Linked DNA regions of Homo sapiens: region 2 is linked to region 1. Evidence: read pairs that join two places in POLR2A ChIA-PET (ENCODE). Cell type or tissue: HepG2. All regions are shown on one strand. Region 1 overlaps BABAM2 (BRISC and BRCA1 A complex member 2). Region 2 overlaps BABAM2 (BRISC and BRCA1 A complex member 2).

What was found. ChIA-PET counts read pairs that join two places held together with the same protein. Peaks named below come from ENCODE experiments on the same cell type or tissue, not always from the same donor. Only the 100,000 strongest peaks of a DNase experiment are listed, where the experiment ranks them.
Region 2: POLR2A ChIA-PET joins it to region 1 with 9 read pairs; 3 of 35 experiments call an interaction of 5 or more read pairs at or near these places.

Annotation. Positions count from the first base shown.
Region 1 is chr2:28,008,527-28,013,526 of GRCh38, forward strand. All of the region lies in intron 4 of BABAM2 (BRISC and BRCA1 A complex member 2), which reads left to right. Among named protein-coding and RNA genes, the nearest start is that of MIR4263, 15 kb to the left of the region's middle. In HepG2, no CTCF peak of the experiment used is centred here; a DNase peak (open chromatin) is centred at 3,045.
Region 2 is chr2:28,094,129-28,099,128 of GRCh38, forward strand. The region is part of intron 6 of BABAM2 (BRISC and BRCA1 A complex member 2); the gene reads left to right. Among named protein-coding and RNA genes, the nearest start is that of MIR4263, 100 kb to the left of the region's middle. In HepG2, no CTCF peak of the experiment used is centred here; no DNase peak of the experiment used is centred here.

The sequences.
Region 1 (5,000 bases):
TTGTGTGGGTCAAAGAAAGCATGTCTGCAGGCTGAGGCGGTCAATTTGCAAATGCTCCGTAATTCCTTAATCTTAATGAAACCATCACAAAAACATTTGAGAGAAAAGATGATGATTTAAAAATTAAACACAAATAAATATGTCCAATTTGAGAATGATCACACCATTGAGTAAGCTATTTGGCACTTTCCCCCCAGGGCACCAGTGACATTAAATTGGGGTGATGGGATCTCACAGACAGCCTGGATGATATTACAGTTCTAGGCAGATGAAAGGATCAAGTTTAGTAAAATTCATTACTATAGGAGAAGCAGAAAGGAGCAAGAGTGATGTTGGCTCTCCATTGTTGAAGATGTTCTTCCCCCCTGGATATGGGCAGCTCTGGATTCCAGGTGATATTCATTGTTAGAAGTAGACCAGAGGTCTGGAGACACAACCTGTAACTTCCTGGGATACGTGTGGGGCAACTAGTGGAAAGCTCTAGTGGGTGGAGCTTTTAGCCATCGTTTAGTCAATGGATTGTATGTGAAGGTCTAGCGAGTTTATATGAAATTATTTGGGCCTTCAATCACAATGAGAAAATTCATCGGAAAAGTAAGTGTTCTGGGTTTTGCCTGCTATGTGGGTGCCTGAACCTGACTCCAAAATCATGAATAGATTGTATAGGGCCAAGGAGCAGGTCTCACCCCAGGCATACTTAATCAGTGTATCAGAGGGTTGGATCTGATACTGTGTCTTTTTAAGATGCTTCCACAGTTATTCTGATGATAGCCAGTGTGGAAGCTAGGGTAGTAGGTAGAAAAGGTTCATATACTTGTAGGGAAATATCAGCCTTCCCTGGTTAATGAAGATTGCATATTGGCAGCCTTCTATTAAGGGATTTTTAAAATATTAATTATTAATAAATGCTCTTTATTAATAAAAAGAAACCTAGTCTGTTTGACGATGAGTTGATGGCAGTCGAAATTGGTAGCTTGGGATGTTAATGCTTTGTTAAGGTTCGTGAAGCACTTCATTGGAGAGAGTATGTCTTCATGATTATTTATCCTGAGACCCAGGGAAGGCTGTTTGGATGGTACCATTTGAAACAGATGCTTTTATTTAAGTTTACTTTGAGAGGCACCACAGTTTTGAAAGAACTGGTGAGGAATGGGTTTAGGGGCTAGAGACGGATGGCAGTAGTTTAAGGAAGTGACAGCTGATGAAACAATAATCATTGTGTATTGCTAAGTTGATAAATGGTTTGAAGGCAGTCACCATGGCTGCCTTCTGGGGACCCATTTTAAGCCTCCTGGAGAGAGAATGTGTGCAAAAGATGTAAAGGTTTACTGGCCAGAGGCACACATTTCCAGTGTGGCATGGAGCCAGCATTCATATGATACCACAGGACAGCTTGTACATACTGAATATGTTCCAGTCAAGTGGAGGAAAGGTAAAAATATCTCCTGTTTAAGGGACTGTGAAGCCAGTGAAGGCCTCCTGTCTAAGCTCAGTGCTAAAGAAGGACTGGGGTACTGCTCATTGTGTGCATGTCAGTAATCAAAGACACATGTCAGTAATCAAAGGGTCCTTATTTAGTCTGGAACAGTTGTTCATTTTTCTCCTTTATGTCCTTCAATGGGACTGTTAGCTTTTTTATAAGTTTCACTTGATTACCCACTGAATCAAATACCTTATTGGTGTTTGAAAAGATCTAGGATGGGGAACATCTCAGATACCTCTTTCAGATCCATTTTAACTTAAATTTACTGAATGAGTTGTAGTATACAAAAATATAGATTCTGTTTTTCCTCTTTTCCTTATTATTTATTTTTTCCTTAAGAAAAATCATTATAATCATCATTGGGTTAGTAAAAATAGATTAATCCTCTATGTAGATTTTTCTGCAGATAAATGTAGGAAGCTACTCAATTTTTGTCTCTGGCAGAAAACCCAAACCAAATCTATACTTTTGGTTGAAGTGCTCTTGAATAGTTATATGGCCTAGTAAGAGCTTATGTGCCTCTTCCTCTGATCTTTCCCCTAAAGAGGTAAAAGGGTGATAATGGTGTTGTGGTGTGTCAGTGCTCTTTTATTTTCTTATTATTCTTTATTTCCATTTTTTTTAAGTGACAGGAACCTGATTCAAACTGGCTTTAACTATAAAGAGAATTAATTGGCTTAGAGAACTTAACAGTCCAGAATTGAGCATCAGACAAAGCTTGGTCCAGTGGCTGAAATAATGTTATTTAAGGACCTGGTTTCTTCCCATTTCTTTTCTTCTCTGCTCTTCCTCCCATTGTGTTAACTTTTAGTCCCCATATCCACACAGGTTCACAAGTCTTTTCCCTTGTGAATAAAAAATTGTTACTCCAATTCAGACTTTATATTCTCCTTTCATAGGAAGAAAGAAAGCCTTTATTTCTCAGCAGTCCCAGCTGATGTCTTTGTTTATCTCATTGGGTTTGACTGGATATGTGTCCAGTGGCTGAATCAAACATTGAGCTAAGTGCATAGGCAATGTTGATGGGGTTAGATAGTGAGGACCTATAGAGCTTATAGAGAACTGGAGGTTCCCACTCAAAACTTATGCCTGAGAATGGGGAAGGGAAGTCTCCCCCACAAAATTTGGTTTGGTGTTATCAGCAAGAGGGGAATGGATGTTGGACGTGAAACAATGGATGTTTACTAAATGTATGTTTAGACCAAGGATATTATATGGATCTGGGGATAAGAGGTAGAGTTTTTAGGGAGAAGAGTAAAGACATTGAAAGCTCTTTAGTATCCCGTGTATTGTGCTTTGTGGATATCCTTTCCTTCAGTTGAGTGTCTATTTTGCTTTGCTTTTTCTTTCTTGCTCTTATAGCTGCATGTGGCTGTTATAACCCGAAGAGCCTGGGGTAGTCTCGTTTTCATTCAGAGTTCTACCTGCCCATTTGCACATAAGTTGTGTTACTAGGACATTGGTGGTTTTAAGACACTGGCCAGAAAAGCCTATAGCTGGGATTTCGACTAAGAGGAAGAGGGTCTGGCAAATATTGCAGGTCTAAAGTCCAGGGAGCTCAGCTAAGATGTGGAGAAACAGTTACATAATATAAATCATTGTAGCCCAGGGGCCTATTCTCACTAGGGAAGTCATCTAGGGCAGAGATCAGAAACTAGGTGTCAGAGCCTGCAGATGTTTCTCCAGTTGTAAATAACAAATTGGTTGAAACTGTTTGCTCTTCTTGTTCCATACTGCCTATTCCTGTGGGTTTGTTTGTGATTATCATAGTCAGAAGGAAATCAGAATCTACTGTGGGGTCTGGTGCCGACTGAGACAGGAAAATGTTACTATCTTGATCTGGGAGAATGGATAGGAGTTCCCTATGGCTATAAAATATTCAGTGCCAGCAAAGGGTCACTAAGCTTAAATGATCTTTCATTGTGATTTAAATAATTTGCTCCAAGTTTAAAATCTTTGGACGGAATTGGGATTCTTAACTCTCTAAGTTTGAAAGATTCCTGAAGACATTTTCTAATGAAAAGTGTAACACTAACAAAGTGTTTGCTTTAACTAAATGATTGCAGTTAATTTCTTGTAAAGAAACACAGAAGCACACATTAACTTAAAATAAGCTCACACTGTTGTTTCTTGTAGTACAGCCAGGAAAAACAGTAACAAGCTGTCTCCTTCAAAATCACATCCCTGGATGATATTCGAGCAACCTGGAAAATTTAAATACTTCCCCAGGAAAAACAATTTGAATTAAGTTAGAAATCATATTTGCTAATTCCCTTTCTGCCATTGCCTTTCATTCTCTGGGTCTGAGTAGCATTAATTGAGGTGTGTGGCATCAATAGCTAAGGTAAATGGTGACATTCATTTTAGAACCACAGCCAAGCTGGGGCCACAAAAATAGTTTTAATGTTTAGGATTCATAAGTCAAATTTTAGCCTACATTGACATTTTGTCCTAATAATATTAATACATATATTTTTGAGAAACCACTGGTTTAAAACTTGAGCATTTTGGCCCCAAATAGATTTGATTTTGTATTTAAACGATATTACCTTAAAATTGTGAGGATAAAGACAACACCTATGGAAGAAATAGAGTATATTTAGTTGTTAGTCACTCTAGTACTCTTCACGGTGCTTATGTTCAATAATTTCAGTGTTCTTGGCCTTAGTTCTCTAATGCGTGTTTTGGAAAATACATTATTTTTATTCTCTGCGTGGTTACAGTTTTAAGAGAAAAATGGCTAATTAAGATTCTTTTCCTTTGGAGGGTATTCTTTTCATTCCTGTCCCACTTGAGGGACTTTCCAAGATAGAAAGGAATTTGCCTACTTTCTTTCTCTTAATAAATGAGGAAGATTAGATCAAGAGATGTGGTTTAAAATTTCTTCGCTCTCCACTTCTCTCCCACCTTTGTTTCCTCCCATTTATCCATCCCCGATTCTTAAGAAAGAAACACAAGTTGGAATTAAGCTGGGTGATCCTAGAGACTCATTTGAAGTGGAAATTCAAGATGGAGTGGGGCTGCATACTGGTTACCTTCTTTTAAGAGGAACTGAAAGGTAATCTATATAGCAATTTCTGATGGGCAAGAAGGGACATCACAGGCTTTTGAATTTTATAAATGGAGCCATAATTATAATTAGCTATCATTTTGGGATACTTTTGCATGTTTTAGGTTTAAAGCTTACTTGCCTATGGAGGAAACTAGACATGTGAAGTATGCCACCTCCAAAGATTCTGACACCCTGGCACAAAATTGAGATGATAAATTCTGATAAGATTCCACCAGTAGGTCATCTCTTGGTAGATATTTGAACATGCCCTAGAATTCCTCTGTTAGTTGGAAGTTTGGCTTACCTAGCAACTGGGTGAGGCTGCCTACTGAATGGCATTTTGAAAAGTTCAGACTTAAAATTTCCTATTTTGTTTTTTCTCCATTATGAGTCTTACCAGTCCTATCACAAACTTTTATGGGAAAGTGGTTTTTCAGCTACAAAGGTATTTGTGCATTTTGCCCA
Region 2 (5,000 bases), 86 kb after region 1:
ACAAAGTTTTCTATTAAAAATTAATAAAAAATTTAAAATAACACAAATATCTATATGTAGAGAGAGATGATTGTGTTTAAATTCATTATTAACATCTGTAATGAGGATGATTTATGGTCACTACAATAAATGCTTTATTCAGAGATGTTTTTGGTCTTGTTCGTGGCTGTGTCTGGCCCAGAATAGGTACTCAATACATCTTTATTGGATTTTAATACATTTAAAGGGATTTAAAAATTAAATATAGATAGATGGCAATGATTGAGTTTGCCACAGAAGTGTTTTTAATATATTCATATGGTTCTGACCTAAGTATCCTATTTTTAAAAATTATAAACTAAGCATTTTTCAAATAGACAAAGAAGCTGATGAATATTTGTATTATTACAAGTTAAATGTGGATTGTTATATAATTATAGAATGTTAAGAATGGAAGAGCTTTACAAATTATCTAGTCCCACCCTAAAATTAATGTAAATAGTTAGATAATATTTTTATATGACTCAAAAATGTTTAAAAAGATATACATTGAAAAAAATCTCACTCCCATCCCATGTCTTTCTACTCCATTCCCTTTCCGGTTCTCTATAGACAGTCACTTTTATTAGTTTCTTATGTATCTTTCCAGGATTTCTTTATGCAAATGCGAGTATATGTTCTCATTTATTCTCTTCCTTCCACAGAAGGTGGCATACTATATACACTACTCTGCATCTCAGTGTTTTTACTTAACAATGCATCTTGGCAATCTTTTCATACCACTACGTAGCTCCCTCTTCTTTTTTTTTTTTTTTTCACAATGCCTATTAGTCTATTATGTGTTGTATCATAGCTTCTTAAATCACCCTTTGTAGGGGAATGATTTATGATAGCCAGTCTTTGGCTATCATAAACAGTGCTGCAAGTGAATAACCTTGTAAATGCATTGTTTCCTCTGTATGCTGATATTATTTATAGGACCAGTTCCCAGTGGTAGGATTGCCAGGTCAACGGAAATGCATTTGTAATTTTGATGGCAAATTTCCTCCATAGCAGTCCCGTCATTTTATAGGTGAGGAAACTGAGGCATTGGTAGTTAAGTCAACCACTGGGAGTGGCAAAGCCAGGACATATATCCAGGAGGCATTTCTAGACCAAGTCTGGGTCAGGTGCCTTTCCTCCATGCCCCTACACTAGCCTATACCTTCCCTGGCAGAGCCTTCATCATAGGTTTTGTAACTGTTGGCTTACTTTCCTGTCTTTCTTCTACACTATAAGTTCTCTGAGTGAGGGCAGGGCCCATGTCTACATGCTCACCATTGTAGGTCTAATACCTAGCACAGGGGCTAGTACAGAGTTGGTGCTTGATAAATATTTGTTGAATAAATGGAGACAAGCGAAGCCTTCTATTCATAGTCCAGTACTCATTATATTCCATCTCACACCTTTACACTCAACGTAAAAAAACAAACAAACAAAAACATACCAGCCAGACAAATAAATGTAGGATATGGAGAGATATCTATTTAGAGCTGTTCATGTGAAAAAGATTTGGGGTATTTAGGGTTCTTATGAAAAGATTTGGTACTCAGCTGTCCAAAAATCTCATGTAAAACAAGGTTTCATTAATGGAAATGCTGTTTCAAGAACAAAGGACGTAATAATTCCGACAGCTGTCTCTGAGGTTTTAAGTAGTATAATCCTGGGTGTTGCATCCTAAGAGGCTTGGAGGTGAAGAAGAGAACCAACAATGGAAGGTGATCAGGCTTGTGAGCAATCTGAATTTCTACCAAGTACTCTCTGTAGTCCAAAATAGACATTAGTGGCCTCTCTTTATAGATGAGAAATCTGAGGACCAGGGAACTTAAATATTTCTAAGAGTCAAACATTAAGTAGTTGAATTTGGATTCAAATCTGGATTAGCTTCAAACCATAGTCTGTCCTCTTACTCCCTGTACTCGTTGTCTTTCCCTACATTGTTCACAATGGGAAAGGGACTCTTAATAGGTCTGGCCAGGCTCCTGTTGGTTCAGGGCTAGATTGGTTTGAATCTAGTAGTCCTCACAACCGAGTGAGCAGGATAGATGGGGCCTAACAGGAAAGTCTTCAGACAAAGCAAAGTTTGAATGGCTGACATCTGTCTAAAATGCCATTGTTTTAAAAAGTGAATTGTGCACGAGTTGTGCAAAGCTTGGAAACCTATTGTCATACATTTAGACCCTCATTTAGAAATAGGAAAGTTACAACAATTTTAGGTATTGTTGATCAGCAAAAAAAAAAAAAACCATATTAAGCTATGGTGGAGAAAATAAAGGACAGCTCTCTCATCTTAGCGGGAGTGAGGTTGAGGGAAGGTACAGAAAGAATATGAGATGTCCTAGGCTTTGGTGTGAGCATGGGGTTGAAGCAAATAATTACCAAATCCTTTCACTTCGATTGTCACTAAACCAGCTCTCCAGTGCTCTTCATAACCATTTCCATATATCTGTGGTTTACATAGTTGCCATTTTTTCAGTAGTATAGAACATTCCATTATGTTAACATGTCATAGTTTTGTCAGCCATTCTCATACTATTAGCTGTTTAAATTCTTCTTCCTTTCCTCTCTTCTTACCCTCCCCCACTCCCTTCCTTCTTCCCTTCCTCCCTCACTCCTTCATTTTCTCTTTTATTTTTTAATAGGGCTGCTGAGAACATCTTGCACTAATTTCTTTCTTCCTTTGGATTATTTCTTTGAACTAATTCCCCAGAGTAGAATTATTGGGCCAAAGGATAAGGAGAGCTTGTTACATATTTTAGGTTGCATTCAGGAAAGATTAGACCAACTTACAGGATTCCCAACAATATGAAAATGTATCTCCATGCTTAATCAAGACTCTGTTTTCTGTGGGTTGGGATAGGCCAAAAACTCTGCCTTGGAAAATAAACCAGTCTGTTAAGTAGGATGGTCAACCTAGGAAGGTGACAGTACTGGATAATGGCAAGGGGTTCAAGCTGGCAGAAAGAGAGATGGGTAATTGACTGAGGACATGAATAAGAGCCATGGGGAACCATAGCTGTAGGGAAACCGTGATGCCTGCCAGCAAAGGACCTGGGGACAGGAAAATAAAATGCAGATTCATTTACCAGAGTATGTAGAAAGTGAGTTCTTGACCATAAGTAACCATACAGGACCCTGGAAATATAACCAGTACCAAAATCTAGGACCAGCTGGAAGGTGGGTGGGCATGTGGGACTAGGAAGCAGAGCTTTGTGTACTCTAACCCTGGCCTAATTGCATTTTTATCATTTTTATTTATTTTTGCTAAGTTAGTAGTTATATAATGATACCTTAAAATGATCTTTAATTACCTTTATCAAGTTGTACATTTTTTCCAGGTTCATCTCTTTGGACCACTTTTTCAAGTAAATCTGGTTATTGACTCTTTTTAATTATATGCAGTGGATGATAACCTTATATCACTTACATTTGTTACATTGAGCTCTTCTGTGCGCTCTGTCCTTTTGATATTTTGTATTATATTTGCTATATTTTTGAGTATAGAAATTTTCTTTTTTTATATTTGAAAATGTCTGTGATAATATTCTACTTTTTTGGCAGTTATAAAGTTCTCTCTCTTCCACAGTTGGAGTGAATATGCTATTCTGTTTTCTTCTACATATATTTTCACTCTCTAGCCTGCACGTATGGTGTGAGCTTAAGGCTCTAACTTACTCGTTGTCTTACTGTTTACTCTCCAGTTGCTCACTAGCACTTTCCCCTCTGTAATCGGATTGCTTCTGGCTTGTCGTGTCCACCCTTTCATCTTTATTTCTGAATTCTATTTTGGGTTTTTTCTATTCCAACTAATACCATATCTTCTTTTAAAATAATTCTTCTTTTGTAACATTTTAAAATTTCGTAGTTTGAAACCACTATCATAACTTTGGTGTTTTTCCTTTGGCATTTTGCCTACTTTTCCAACACATGTTTTAGTACCAATATCAAGTTCTGTAAAATCAGTGTTTTATTAAATCTACATAATAATTTAGGGAATGTTGTCATCTTTACTATATTTAGTTTTCCCAGCATGGAGCAAATAATATTTCTTCATTTATCTGTCTGTCTTTAATTCTGCTGTCAGACTTTATGTCATCTTTGAATAAGTCTCTAATTTTCTGATTTAAATTAATACCCATTTATTGAATTTTTGTCAGAATTATAAATGGGGTCTTTTCTACTGTGTTTTCTGGCTACGGCCCATAGTATATAGGCTTGTAGTAGTTTTAGATGGATTTTTATCCTGCAACTTTGCTGAAGCCATTTAGCTAACACTAGTTATTTTAAGTTGATTTTATTGAGTTCTGTAATCATATAACTTTATAACTTGATGATATAGAGCTATGACATATATCAAATGTATTTTTTCCTTTTTCCCCATGTTTATATTTTTAATTCTTGTTCCTCTCCAATATCTAATTGCCTATTCAGTCAAGTAGCTACCCTTGCTTCCCTATGAACTAGGAAATAAAGGAATCAGCTTACTCCATGAAAGTCGCAGCCAGCACATAAATGGATTAAGGTGTAAACGTGATATTCTCTTTGGGAGATGAAATGGATCCCAAGTGAGCAATATTGGACTTGTTGGAATGTGTTCACATATGTGAAGAAAGAATGTATCAAACCAAAGCTAGGGAAAGAATAAGAAAAAATAATGTTAGAGAATTTGGCAGTAACTATTCCAGCATTATCCAAAATAAAGGATGGTTTCGCCAGTGAATTTTGAATAATGTGAAAGTGGAGGTAAATGCAGAAGGATGAATGTAGATCACAGACTTTAAACTGTCTTGGTATTCCCTTTGGATATACTAACAAGGTTAGGATCTCAGACTCTATTAAAAGGCAGTTCCTCTAACTCCCCTTGTTTTGATCTCTTGTTCACTCAGAAACCCACATAAGCCTTTCTCATAGGAAGATAATACACTGATCTTAGGGGTTTGGAGTATTCATTCCATCCTTGTGACTGTGATTTATTATTACAA